2 separate regions of the Homo sapiens genome follow, and region 2 is linked to region 1. A link is a contact called in ENCODE Hi-C or POLR2A ChIA-PET data. All regions are on one chromosome and are shown on one strand. Each heading gives the region's core, a stretch centred on a gene start or an enhancer-like site at or near the end of the contact. The rest is flanking DNA. Distances are from core to core; before and after follow the strand shown. Region 1 has its middle 77 kb from the start of TBCA. Region 2 overlaps AP3B1 (adaptor related protein complex 3 subunit beta 1).

What was found. Hi-C counts contacts between places; a loop is a spot of excess contacts on that map. ChIA-PET counts read pairs that join two places held with the same protein, here RNA polymerase II (POLR2A). Pooled maps may share reads with other maps.
Region 2: a loop to region 1 is called in a map with no recorded cell type, with 3 times the contacts of the local background. The contact joins two enhancer-like sites. A Hi-C loop is called at or near these places in 2 of 37 single-sample maps with no recorded cell type and 4 of 50 pooled maps. POLR2A ChIA-PET finds 5 or more read pairs at or near these places in 2 of 52 experiments (OCI-LY7 and activated T-cell).

What each region holds. Positions count from the first base shown.
Region 1 is chr5:77,850,097-77,857,060 of GRCh38, forward strand. No RefSeq gene overlaps it. Among named protein-coding and RNA genes, the nearest start is that of TBCA, 77 kb to the left of the region's middle. RefSeq lists enhancers at 1,103-1,612, 1,613-2,120. Within about 2 kb of position 2,640, at least 5 of the 41 ENCODE cell types and tissues checked have a DNase peak (open chromatin) inside an H3K27ac peak, as active enhancers do.
Region 2 is chr5:78,104,653-78,111,572 of GRCh38, forward strand. It overlaps AP3B1 (adaptor related protein complex 3 subunit beta 1), which reads right to left. Exons shown (of 27, transcript NM_003664.5): 20 at 5,555-5,702. Among named protein-coding and RNA genes, the nearest start is that of AP3B1, 190 kb to the right of the region's middle. Within about 2 kb of position 3,984, at least 3 of the 41 ENCODE cell types and tissues checked have a DNase peak (open chromatin) inside an H3K27ac peak, as active enhancers do.

The DNA.
Region 1 (6,964 bases), core at 1,390-3,889:
TTCTTTGTTGGTTAAAATCATTATGATCATCATCGCTATCATTACTGAACTCATTATTCTTGTGTTACTATCAGAGTAGATTTATGATAATACCCACCATTACGCCTGAGTTAAAGAAGGTGTAAAGGTTTGATTAATAGCTGCTTTCATGTTTTAATATTCAACATTTTCTCACATTTTTTCTAAATAAGGACGATGATAATTACAGGCGGTAATTACTGCTTTTGTTAGGAGTGTGTAATTAGCCACATATGCATTGTTCTTTAAAAAAAAAAGCGCAGGTTTGGGAGCTGGATCATAAGTCTAGGGGTGGGCAAACAGAGCTTGGACAGGTCACCCACGGACGTTTTGACAAATCGAGAGATGGGTCCGCAGCTCTGCTCCATGTCTACCTGCCCGGGACACCAGGAATTTGCTTTGAATGAAACCAGGTGAGGTTGGAAATAAAATATTTGGACGGGTTTACTAGGAGGGGTGGTGCGCCTGCAGACCTGCGGGTGTCTGAGATTCGCTTCTCAAGAAGCAACTCTGGCCCAGCCGTAAGGCCTCATAAGGCCTCGGGCTCGCGGGCCCGGCCTGAGGCAATGTGGCCCTTATCTGTGTGCTCCCTGGTATAAAAACGCCCGGGCCTTGTCTCCTCCCGCCCAGCCGACGCCAGGCGCGCAGTCAGCCCCGCATCCGTCATTTTCCCTCATTGACTTAGCCCAAGAGCTTCCTCCGAGCTCCCAGACTATCTGTCCCTTAAAGGTTACACGCTGCCGTGCCTCGCTTTGTCTTCCTCGTGCCCTTTCCTGGCAAAAATGGAGACATCACATCCTTGCCCAGCCCCAGCTCAGTATTTATGAAGGTTTTCTGACAAATAGGCAGGCTGGCCACGCATGGGTGACTGCCTTCATTCCGCACTTGGCTTGTTTACATAGGACCAGCACCATTTCCACGGATTAAACAAATCACAGGGAGAAGGAGACATTTATAACCCGCCAACGAGGCCACAGGCAGTTGGAAAAAAATGTGCTAGTGAGTGTGTTGCGCGACTGTGCAAAGTGAAAATGAATGCCCTCTCTGCAAGGCTGACCTTCGGGAGAGGGTGATCCCGGCAGCCCGTGTGTTTGCCGCACGCGAGGGACATGCGTGCAGAGGGGCCGCGTGGATTCGCGTGTCAGGGAGGGTTTAGACTACTGGTTAGAGTGCCATTCAATTACTCGGAGTTGGACCTCTCCCGAGGACACACACAAAGGCCAGGGAGCGCGAGTGCGCGTTCCCTCTCCCAGAGTGTGTGTATGTGTGTGTCTATGTGTGACTGTGCCCGTGGGACACTGTGCGCGCGACCATCGCAGGACCCTCCATCCAGCAGTTAACCCTTGGCAGGCCGGCTCAGGAGAGAGGAACTCCGAGGGGGCGCGCTTCTGCTCTACTCCAGCAAGGCTTTTACAGGCCGGCGCGAGGTGCGGGCGGTCCCGTGCGCGCGCGCGCGTGTATGTGGGTGTGTGTCTGTGTGGTGGGTGTGTAAGAGGGACAATGTGTGTGCCTGCACGTGGCGTGTGCGCGTGTGATCAAGTGTCTATGTGGCGTGTGCGTGTGTGGTGTGGGTGTGCGCGGCGTGCATGTGTGCGTGTGTGCACGCGCGAGAAGTGCGTGTGTAGGCGCGTGTGCAAGTGCGCGCGCGTGTGTTTACACTTCCAGAAGTCAAATCCTTTCTAGGACTCCCCCTTGCTTCACCCGGAAGTGTTCGGTGACCCCTCCACCCAATTAATGAAAACAAAGCAAAGGGCCCGAGCGGGCCTCCGACAGCCCGGGGCTTGCGGAGCTGGACGCCGACAGGGCGTCAGCCCGGTCGCTCGCGGCGCGGAGGCTGCTGCGGTTCGGAGCTGGGGTTCTGCACTCTCGCTCCCGGCTCCCGGCTCCCGGCTCCCCGCCACCCGCAGCCTCCTCGCGCCGCCGCCGCGGGCACCGCCGGGGCTTCAGTGACACCAGGCACCCGCCCCGGGCCGCGGGAGGAGGAAATTCCCTGCAAAATAGCAATGGTTCCGAGAAAAGGATCACAACAAAATATTGAATAAATTCCCTTTTAATTTATTTGATCATTCCACATTACGGGGCTATGAATTGCTCAAATTTGATAACAAGTACTCAATTCAACTCATTATGTAAGTTAAATTAGACTTCGATAAAATTTCAGTGGCGCGCAGTGGTTCCTCGAATGAAATGTAATTTGTGCAAGAATTTGTTGTATCTGTCACAAATATTTCCAATTAGCGACCGTAATTATTTGATAGTTTCTGCAATTATGGCTTAAACGGGTGAATTTGGGACTGTGGAGGACCCTAATTGGCCTAAATTTGATATTTTGCATATTTGCATAATGAGGAAATTGGTAGAAAATTGTGTTCATTCATTTGTGAAAAATCCTATGAATTTTATGAATTTGAAAGCTCTGTTTGTGCAGACTGTGACTTTGCCTGCTGATCCCTGAGGAGCTGACGCTGAACGCCTGAATGGGCAGCGCGCCAACTTCGCTGCTCCAGGAGGGGGGTGGGGAGGGAGAGGAGGAGGAGGAGGATGAGGAGAGAGGGGAGGTGGAAGGCTGTGGTAACGGTGGGCGGAGGCGGGACCATGGCGCATGCTCCGCGACGTCCCGGGCCGCGGGCGGAATCCCCCGGCTAACCTCCTTGGGGGTGAGACTGGGTGGGATGGGGGTCGGTGGGGGAAGTTGCATGGGGTGTTATACCCGCCCGGTTACAGGCCGCTGCCCTGTAGCATAACTGCGCGCGCGCGAGCGCACACACACACACACACACACACACACACACTTGCTCTCAATGAGAAATGTACCCAATCTGCTAGGTGGAAGGGGTAATTGTGGAGGGGTGAGGTCTTGAGATGATGGTAACTCTGCACTTGTTTAAGTTAAATTGCCAAAGCTTCTCCTCTCAGTAAAAATGTTTGATCTATGGCGCTGTCAATTTAAAGTGTTTAAAGAGAAGCAAAAGCATAGATTTTAAGCTGCTTTGCCCAGCACCCATTCATCATGCATCAGAGATTTTAAAGTTTCATGGTTGCTGTGGTTTAACATCTCAACTCTCTGACACAAGAATCTAGATGGAGGAAATAGCTCTGCAGTCAGAGGCTTATGACTAAAGGAGAAGGATCATGGCAAAAAATAAAATGCACAAAATACTCATTTCTGCCCATGCAAAGAAAGGGTGGTCTATTTTAAGGGGACAGGTTATGTTAATAATTATAAATAGAAGTGGAACCCACTTTTAACCAAAAATTACTGAAACAATGCCACCAATTTCTTTACAGGAGGGAGATGGGAGAAACTAGTTCAAAAGAAACCAAACAAAATCCCCAAACACTCCATCTCCTTTCTAATAAATAATGTTTTTCCCCAAGTATTTTGTTGCAGATATCCTGTATTTTCATCAAAACCCATCAAAAAAAGTCATCCTCTATGATTCTTGAATGTAACATTTTTAGATACTCCCTTAATTTCTATAGATCTTAGATGCATAAAACCAAGCAAAACAGACTCATAGTGAAGAACATGATAATATCTGGCTTTGCAGTTAAGTGCCCCGTAAAACTGCTCTGCTTGTGAACATTACTTTTGCTGGGAAAGACTTTCTTATCTACATGGAAGTGGGTAATGTGAGTGTCTAACAGGCTATAAATGCTTAAGTGCTTTGTTTCACAGTGCATTTTCAGTAAAGGTCAAAATAAATTCATCTTCCTTTAATGCAGTATTTATGTTTGTGCAAGGTTTGGAATAAAATCACCATTAAACTTCCATATGAAAAAACGAATAGGAAAATGGGAGCTGTGTCTTTGGTTCAGTCTTTTGTGGATGGAAAGGTATCATTTGAGGATGGAAACAAATAGAAGAAAACCAGTCAGTCACTTAAGACAGAATTTGAACAATGCAAAGATATTATTTTACTAATATTTAAAGTGAATTAAATAGGTGTTTTTCCATTTTAATTTAAATATTCTTGAGAACAGTAAAAGACAGATGACCACGGTGTCCAACGTTCGGAAAATAGGGGCAATAACATCCTTGCCCATATCACAGTATTTTGATAAAAGATCCAACAAGAATATTGGGTATTAAGTCTCCTACTATTATACTGTTGTTGGTGGCAGCATCATCATGATCACTATTGTTATAAGTAGCAGTAGTAGTATTATTGTGACATTAGTATTAAGATAACATGTAAAGAAGGATCTTGAGGGCAGAGTTGAAAATTAGCCCAGACCTCCTTCGATTACAGCATGAAAAGGAGCAGGTCATTCACATCTTTTTCTAGCTTGCACACATGATCAGTGATCACCATGAGTAGAATAATCTTCAAATACAAAGGATAATAGTTCATTCTCTTCTTCATTTAACAACACGTCATGTTAAATTTGGGGGATATAGATATTATTTATTTAACCTGTTCAAGAAGTCATGAAGCACCACTTAAGTGCTGAAATTTAAGGCCACCTCTAATCACTGGGGTGAATAAGGAACACAAAAGAAGATTAAATTGAAGATGCAGGATCTGCCTCAAGCTTAGGACCAGGACACAGTATTAATTTTTGCACCTTTTTTGTGAGTTCATTTTTAAAAAGAAACTTAAACAAAGAGGACTTTTGTGCAAGCATTAAGCTTTCAATGTTACCCTACACCTATTTTGGTTTTTCCTTTATATAAATATATCTGTAAGTTTTTTGTTGTGCTTATTATGAACAGGACAGTATTCCCACTGCAAAAGCTTTCTCAGAATGGTCTAAATCTGAGTTAATCACATGGTTAATCACATGACCTAAACCTCCACAGTAAAAACGTTGGTGAAAATCAAGATTGGGGGGAAAAAAAGAAAAAAACCTACCACTCCAGTTCCTTTAAATCAGAACATTGTTTTCTTGGCCAGGCATGATGGCTCACATCTGTAATCCCAGCACTTTGGGAGGCCGAGGTGGGCAGATCACTTGAGGTCAGGAGTTCAGGAGCAGCCTGGCCAACATGGCAAAAACCATCTCTACTAAAAATACAAAAATTAGCCGGGTGTGGTGGTGCACACCTGTAATTCCACCTACTCAGGAGGCTGAGGTGGGAAAATCGCTTGAGCCCAGGAGGCAGAGGTTGCAGTGAGATCGAGCCACTGCACTCCAACCTGGGCGACAGAGTGAGACTCTGTCTCAAAAAAAAAAAAAAGAAAAAAGAAAAAAAAAGAAAGAAAAAGAAAAAAATGTTGTTGTGGGGTTTTTGTGTGTGTGTGTTTCCTACCCCCACCTCCCACCCTCAACCCCCAGGAAACATTTGTCGCCATCATTGTATATAGCTCAAGACCAATTTGTAAGGTTTAGGGCTGGAAATATGATCGTTTACTAAGTATTGGATCTAATTAAATCCACAGAGAAGAAGATTCCGGTGGTTTGTGAGACTGCAGGAAATGGTTGTCCTCCCCAGGCCAGTCCCCACCCCAAGATCAAACATAGCCTTTCATTCCTGGAGAAAGTCAGATTCCCTGCAGTTTGTGGGCTTCCTCTCAGCAGAGGAGAAGCTTGTAGGAAACAAAGCCATAGCAATCCCTCTACAGGAACCCTTTCCTTGGTTCCTTACTCTGAACATTTTGGGCTGAAGCCTTCATGTGTGGGCTCCCCTTCTCATCTGTTTTTTTCAGAAAAATGTATGCTGAAAAAGTCTTCACACTACAAAAACTGCTGGAAAGTGATGAGATAACAAAACCTCCTAACTTGGGTTTATCCAGCAAAATTTTTTTAGGATTTTCATTTTAATAGGTTATTCTTATAGATTTTCTTGTATTGCCTCTCTTTCTGTCTCTCCTTTTCAATCACCAACTATTCCATCGAGGCCATCATCATTTTTCACTTGGATTATCACAGTAGTCTCCTAAACTATCTGCTCTGGCTCTAGTCTCTTGCCTAATCAGTTCATTCTGCCTGGGGCAGACGAGCTAATGTTAATATTACCCTGCTCTCATCAAATTCGTCTTGCATGCTAAATACACCAACATCTCACCCTTTCATAGAGAATAAAGTCCAAACTCTATGAACCTGTTTTCAAGTCTTTCAATAATCTGGCTCATCTTCATGTCCAAACTTATCTCCCACTGCTCACCCACTGAGCCCTGTATTCCAGCAAGATTTGTTTCAGAACACCCCCCTGCATACTTTAATCACAGTTTGCACCAGGAACACCCTCCTGTCTTGTTTGCCTGTTTCCTATAGGTTATTTAAGAGGTAGCCTATCCCCTTTATCATATAGGTGGGAATTGAACAATAAGAACACCTGGACACAGGAAGGGGAACATCACACACCGGGGCCTGTTGTGGGGTGGGGGGAGTGGTGCGGGATAGCATTAGGAGATATACCTAACGTAAATGACGAGTTAATGGGTGCAGCACACCAACATGGCACATGTATTCATATGTAACAAACCTTCACATTGTGCACATGTACCCAAGAACCTAAAGTATAATTAAAAAATATATATATATATAAAAGAAAAAAAAAAGAGGTAGCCAACCCCTGCCCCCAACACCACCACCCTCTGCCAATGAATTTGCTCATTCATTCTTTCTTTCATTCAATGAACATTTATCGAATGTGCCAGGCACTATCCATATGCAAATTGCGGGGGAGACAGAGATGAAGAGACCAAGTCCCATGTCCTCAATGGAGATAACATCATGTAGTAGGCAAATAACAACAATGCCATGTACTAAAAATCCTATGACTAGGACACAGACAATGTACAATGAGAATGTCCCAGTCCTTTCATTGCTTTCCATTCTAAGTTCCCCTCTTAAATTAAACCCATCATGCCCACGGAAGCTCACCCTACATTGCCTCGTACTATTGGTAAGTTCCTCAAGAATAAAGGACTCTCTCCTTTTGTGTCCCTCAAAACCCCCAGTACCAAGCTTTGGAACATAGATATTGATTGATTGATAA
Region 2 (6,920 bases), core at 2,734-5,233, 260 kb after region 1:
CTCTTATCCATGATTTATTTCACACCACATGCCAAATTTACTTTATCCCCAAGAATCTTTCAAATAAAAGATCTTTATTGCCAAAATCTTTTATTAAGGCAAATCTTAACATTTACTGACATTCAGACACCAGTCAAATCCTAGTGACTGATCGTTAGAGCACCTAAGAGATTCACTCAGTTTCTTTGCACCTCCCAAAAGGAATTAGCAAAGTTTTGAGACACAAATATAACCTGAGATAAAAACAACTGACAAGAGCAACTCAAACACTGCTACGTATATACAGTTGGTACTATTTTCTTCATAGCTAGTATGTACCTTAATCTTAGTTTTAATTCAAATACTGAAATGCTTTTAATATTAAGTATTATTAAGTGCAAGTACATTAAATACTTAATATTTATTTCACATTGGTAGATTATTATGCTTTATATAGTTTATGTAATTAAAATGTTCATATAAGGAAAATACATAAAATTTACTCACAATAAATTACAATCATAATTTAAAGTTTTTATCATTTTAATCATAGAGTATCTAAATCTTCAGCCATTAGTACACAGACACTACAGATATAACTAGAATATTGCATCATGAATAAGGTGCGAATAGTGGACTAACAACGTAGCTGAAATAACTATGGTGTGGAGGAGCACTCTAATATACTGGGTAGTTGTAAGAACACTGAAGCCTAGGTTTCATGAAGGATAAAAATCCTGGAAACTTTAAAAGCATTATTTTAAATAAATTTTTTCACCATCTGTTCACATAATTTTAACTACAAGCAGAATATAACTTAATTATATTGGTCAAAAACAGGATAAAGTGATATAAATGTGAATCTCTTCCTGACACAATGTGGTCTACATCACTGAATTTTCTCTCCACTGTTTCATATAAAAAAAAATTTCCCCTTTACATTGTGTAAAGTATGTGAAATCACTTAAAATAAGGAATTACTAAAAGTAATTTTGTTATAGGTGTTATTTGGAACAAAAGAATTACTTCATTGAAAGGACTATACTAAAAATATTTCTCAATTAAATATATCTCAGAAAATAACACCTACACATAAAATACGCTTATCAATCAACATAATTATAACTAAAACAAGGAAATTTTCTATGGTCATTACTAACAACATCTGACCTCAAATGAGGACATATTCCAATCAATAACACAAACAAACAAACATGGCACCTGAATGTGTGACTATAGTTTTGTGCCTCGTGAATATGCTGGGGCATTTTAAGAACATAAATAATCCACCTGTGGTTCTCACCCTTTTGACTATCCCATTCACATGAGTGATACCCCATCATCAGTAACATTTTTCATTCCCTGCAGCCATTCCCAACTAGGAGAAGTGGAGGGTCACAGTGATATGAGGCCACTTTCTCCCTAGCTTTTATTTTGTGTAGTAAATGATGCAAAAAGAAAGAACAAAGGCATAGAAATAGGAAAGAATACAGAGTGTTAATAGAACCACAAATATTCCACTGGGATTAGAATTTAGTGTGTGTGGCTGGGCACGGTTGCCCATGCCTGTAATCCCAGCACTTTGGGAGGCTGAGGTGGGTGGATCGCTTGAGCCCAGGAGGTCGAGACCAGCCTGGGCAACATGGAGAAACCCCTCTCTATTAAAAATACAAAAAATTAGCCAAGCATGGTAGTGCATGCCTATAGTCCCAGCTACCCAGGAGGCTGAGGTGGGAGGATCACCTGAGACTTGGAGGTCGAAGCTGCAGAGAGCTGGGATCATGCCACTGCATTCCAGCTTGGGTGACAGAGCAAGACTCTGTCTCAAAAAAAAGAAAGAAAGAAAGAAAGAAAGAACACAAGGTGGGTAGGGTTAAGACAAGGTAGGTTTGGGCAAGCTAGCCTGAGTTTACTGAACTCAAATGGCAGTGGGCCATCAGGACAGGTGAATTTAATATCCATCTGGCAGTTGTATAGAAGGACTTGGGGTTGGGAAAGCATTGGTCAGAGGATGACCAATGGCAATGGTCTATGCAGGTAATGAAGAGCTAATCTAGAATAGTGGCAGTAGGGAAAGAAGAAACAGACATGAGAAATAACGCACAGAACATATAGGAGTTGGTAACTATCTAAACATACAGAATGACAGAGTAGTCAGAGATAATTCTGGGGCTTCAGATCTGGGAGAATGAAAAGAATGCTGGTGACAAATGGTAGAGCATGTCTTTTGATTGTATTAGGTTTGGAAAACCAGTAGCCTCAGAGAGGTCTAAAAATTTGGTATGAATTTGGGAAGAAAAGCTGAAACTTAATGTAAAGACTGAAAGATGTTACCATGGAAGTAATTAATATAAATGTTTTAGCTGAAGCTATAGGAGTGAATGAGGTCTCACAACAGGAAAAATTTAGAGGGAAAAAAGAAGATTAAAGAAAAATTCATTCACATCAATTAATATCTCAAAAGACTAATGTGTACTAAGTACTAATTTGGGGTCAACATTCACACTTGGGTGTCAGAGGCGTGTAAAAAGTGAAGCAACCAAAAGAATGAAAGGTCAAAAAAGTAAGAACAAAAGGGATGCAGAGACTTTTAAGTAGTAGGGGAATAGTCATAAAAAAAGATCAAGATTAAGAGAAGGCTACTGGGTTTGGGGAAGGATCATAGCTGCCTTTTCAGAGAGCAGTATGTGTAGGATAGAGTTGGAAATAACTGGGTTAAGAAGTACAAGATGGAGGATATGTAGAATATTTTTCTAAACTCACTCTCACTCATGTACACACACTCTGTTTTTTTCACTCCATGCTCCCTCTCTCTCTCTTTAAATGCTGAAAAAACCTGAATGCCACAGTTGGCAGAAAAGGAATGAATGGAGAAAGAGATTAAAGGTGCAAAGGAGACAGATGATTATTAACAAAACAAGACCAAAAGGAAGTAGGAGTTACCCTTGGGGAAGTGGATGCGAGTCTTACACAGAGCTGCGTTCAAAGGAAAAGTAGGGTAAATGGAGATTGTGAGTTAGAGAGCAGAAACACTGACCGTGGATGGCAGCTGTCTTCTAAGGAAAGTGGCTAAGCTCAGAGGCTGTAGGTAAGGGAACAGAATTAAATGTTGCCTTACAACTTGAATAGTGTAAAAAGAGTGAAAAAAAAAGAGCAGGATACTTAAGAGTTACCAAAAAATTTAGGTTACTTTTAGCATTTGATGTTCTCCAATACTGTTGATCTTTTATGGAATTTTTAAAAATGTTAAAACTGTTGTTTTATAGTTACATAGTGTGTTACATTGATCTTTCATATTTTATTTTTAACATAACACTTGAAAGAAGTAAGGTAGGTACTAGCATGTCTGCTTTACAGATGAGGAAACTGAAACAAAGATATTCTCTCCCAACAAGTAGAACACTATGCTTATCTCATAGGACTACCATAAAAATTAACTGTTTTGAAAGCCATATATTCAAGGTAACTCCTAGGTCGCATTTTCATGCTCAGTGCCCTCAAAACACATTGTCTGGATGAAAAAAAAGAAAAGAAAGAGTAAAAATATAGATTTAGTTAGGCTGCAGATATAAGGCATATGAATTTTCAGCACTAACATATTGTCATGCTAAATTAAAGTAAAGTACCCACCATCTGCCTTCATTACTCATAATTTAGGGCAGAAGCCACAACACTTGGTGCAAGGAGGACTTTTCCACAATTATAGTCACCTATTATTAGAAAATAGGTATATTCTGTAATTGCATGGTATACACCAAATCATTCAGAAAGAAACAGAAATAAATAAGTAGTTATGGTAGCTCCAAGGTGGAGAGTACTTATTCCAGTTGCTAAACTAAAGCAAAAAACTCCACAGTCCTGTATGCCTATTATAGATGGGAAAAGGCATTCTAATATAAAGAAAATAAGCCACCTAAGGGAAACACATGAACACAAAACTATCAACAATGTGAGCGAAACCCGAATTTCTCAAAGGCCTTGGTTCACTGCAATAGTTTGAGGTTTTTTATACTGACGTTCTATAGGAAAATATTTTTAACTATCAAGAGATTTAATCTGATCACTGAAAGTCTTTGACAAAGAAGAAACAAACAGAATCACTGACCTGGAGTGCCCCTGTGGTTTTTATCTTCTTTTGTTTTTTTCAGGGGGAGGAAGGGGTACAACACAACATGATGTTCAACCACTGTGGCTTTTTAATGGGATCCTAAAGCTCTGCTTCTAATACTACAGAGGCACTGAAGTCTATAATTTTTCAACTGTTACAAAATTTCCTAAGAATAACTTCTACCACTTGACACTCACTGATTTCTTGTTCTGTCATTTTTAAAAAATACTTCTTACTCTGGGTTGTATTTACTGTCGATTTGTAACTCTCTTTATTTTCAATAACATTTTAAACTTTCTGGTAATTTGATGTAAGTATGAAATGAGAGTACATCAGACTCACTAAGTGATAAGTTTTTATATGAGGCCAGATTAATAAACCATAAAATCTCTTAAGATTTTATGTGAATTTTTTAAAAATAAAAATCTCAGGTTATTTTATATACAGACACAAGTTTTAAATATAAATTCAAGTTTAAGATAGGTTTTAATATATGCAAGAAAATGTGAAATAAGGCAAGACAAATACTAGCCAATTTTTAAAACATTCTTTAACAATAAATCTCTGGATGGGGGAGGGCAATTGTCTACTTCAATAAATTAATTTTCATCCTTGCCTACTCAGATAACATATTGAAGAGATTCCAGTTAACAGAACAAATAAACGAAAACAATATTGGATTAAGAAGAAATTGAACTGAATCAAAGGCAGAGTTTGGCCATATTTTCAACAAACAGAATAACACAGTTGTATATAAAAATACTATACTTGAAGTCTAGCATGAACATGGTCCAGTTATAGGAAGGGGGTGATTATTAAAGACCAAAAAGATAATTATCGTTAGGTCTGAATTCTATATTTTTATTCTTTTAACTAGACTTGAAATCAGATAGAATACATTTTATATTAATAACTATATTTTTGCAATTTATACTTTATTTTTTTCCTGCTAAGCAGGCAAAATTCAGTGTTAAAAATGTTATTACCAAAAAGCATTATTATTTTATTATATAAGTGGTTCCATTTGTTTTTAAATAAATGGCTACGCAAATTCTTACTAACTAAAGAATGTATACTCTTTAATTGAAGCCTTAAAACACACTCTATTATGCAAAATGCCCAATATTTTTAAAAAGTGAATAGTCTCAATTTCTTATGATGTATGTACACTTATAATTCTTTGCTCAATACTATTTTTGTGACTTCCTTTCACTTCCCCTTCAGCAAAACCCCCCCCTTGTCACAACCTAGCCAAGAACAAAAAAGGTCATATGCGTAAGAGTTCCTTGATTTCAGTGGCAAGGGATGAGATTTTTTAAAGTTTCTAGCATTTCTGCAGAGTTGGGTTATAAGGGAAAGGCTTATCTAGAAAAAATAAAATCACAGGAGTAGATGAGGATGGTGTTGTCTATTTTAGTTGCTATAAGAATATTTACCTTCAATTACAACAAATGTATAATCTCTTACCTTAGTGACTCTTCTGGATTCAGATTCACTTTCAGGTTCTGACTCTGATTCAGAATCGGAAGAACTGTCTTCTATTGAACTAGATTCGTCATTTGAAGAATCTGAAGTTTTAGATTTTTCATTTTCCTTCTCCCCATCTTCAGAATCACTACACATAATAGTAAATTTTGAAATATGAACTTTAACTCCTTTATATAAGCAGTTTATAAAAAAATTGTTTTTAAATTCCAGAATACATTAATGAGGTAATAAAAAAGGTATTACCCATAACCAAATAAATTAGAACCCATTCAAATTCAATTCTATCCTGTCATACAAATTTCAAATGCAAAAAGTCATAAAATGACACTAAACAATATAATCAAAAGCAATGTAGAAAACATTAAATGTTTGATTTACCAAGAATTAAGTACTACCAGTAACAACGTTAAAGATATTTAGGCTGATTTTTTAAAACGCTATCTCAAAATACTGTGCCTGTGTGTGTGTGTGTGTGTGTGTGTGTGTGTATGTATGTATACATACATGTATATATATACGTATATACATATATATTCATGTATATATACGTATATATATACGTATATGAGACAGGGTCTCATTGTACAGTGGTGCAATCACGGCTCACTGCAGCCTTGACCTCCCGGGCTCAAGCGATGCTCCCATTTCAGCCTCCCAAGTAGTTGGGACTACAGGCATGCACCACCACATCCAGCTAATTTTATATTTTTTGTAGAGACAGGGTCTCACTAGGTTGCCTAGGCTGGTCTGGAACTTCTGGGCTCGAGTAGTCCTCCCAACTTGACCTCCCAAAATATTGGGATTATAGGCTTGAGCCACCACACCTGGTTTAGTAATATATTTAAATATTTATATATCTACTTCTGCTAAAATAGACTTGTATTTTATACATTTTCTACCCAAGAAAATTACTTACACAAGTTCCCAAATGTGACCTTAAACACATTCTATGAGAAAATGTTAACCAGTTCAAAGGAAATTCTTCTAAAGTACTATCTTGCTAAAAATTTAAGCTAATCAAATATAAACTTTTAAAATATCAAATGATCATACCTAAGTGCTTAACACCATTCATTTGTTCACCTGCTCAACAAATATTTATTAATTATTGACTACATGTTGGCATTATGCTAGGTGCTAAGGATAACGATGGTTAGTAAGACACAGAGGATCTCTGTGTGTCTACCCTACAGGGTCTACGGTCCACTGGAGGATACAGATAAGGTTGCAGTGATAATACAGTATAATAAGTAATAAGTAATAAATTATAGCGTGTCAGGAGAACATGTGGAGAGACACCTAAAAAAACTTGATCCAATTAGGAATGCTTCCTGGAGAAAGAGAC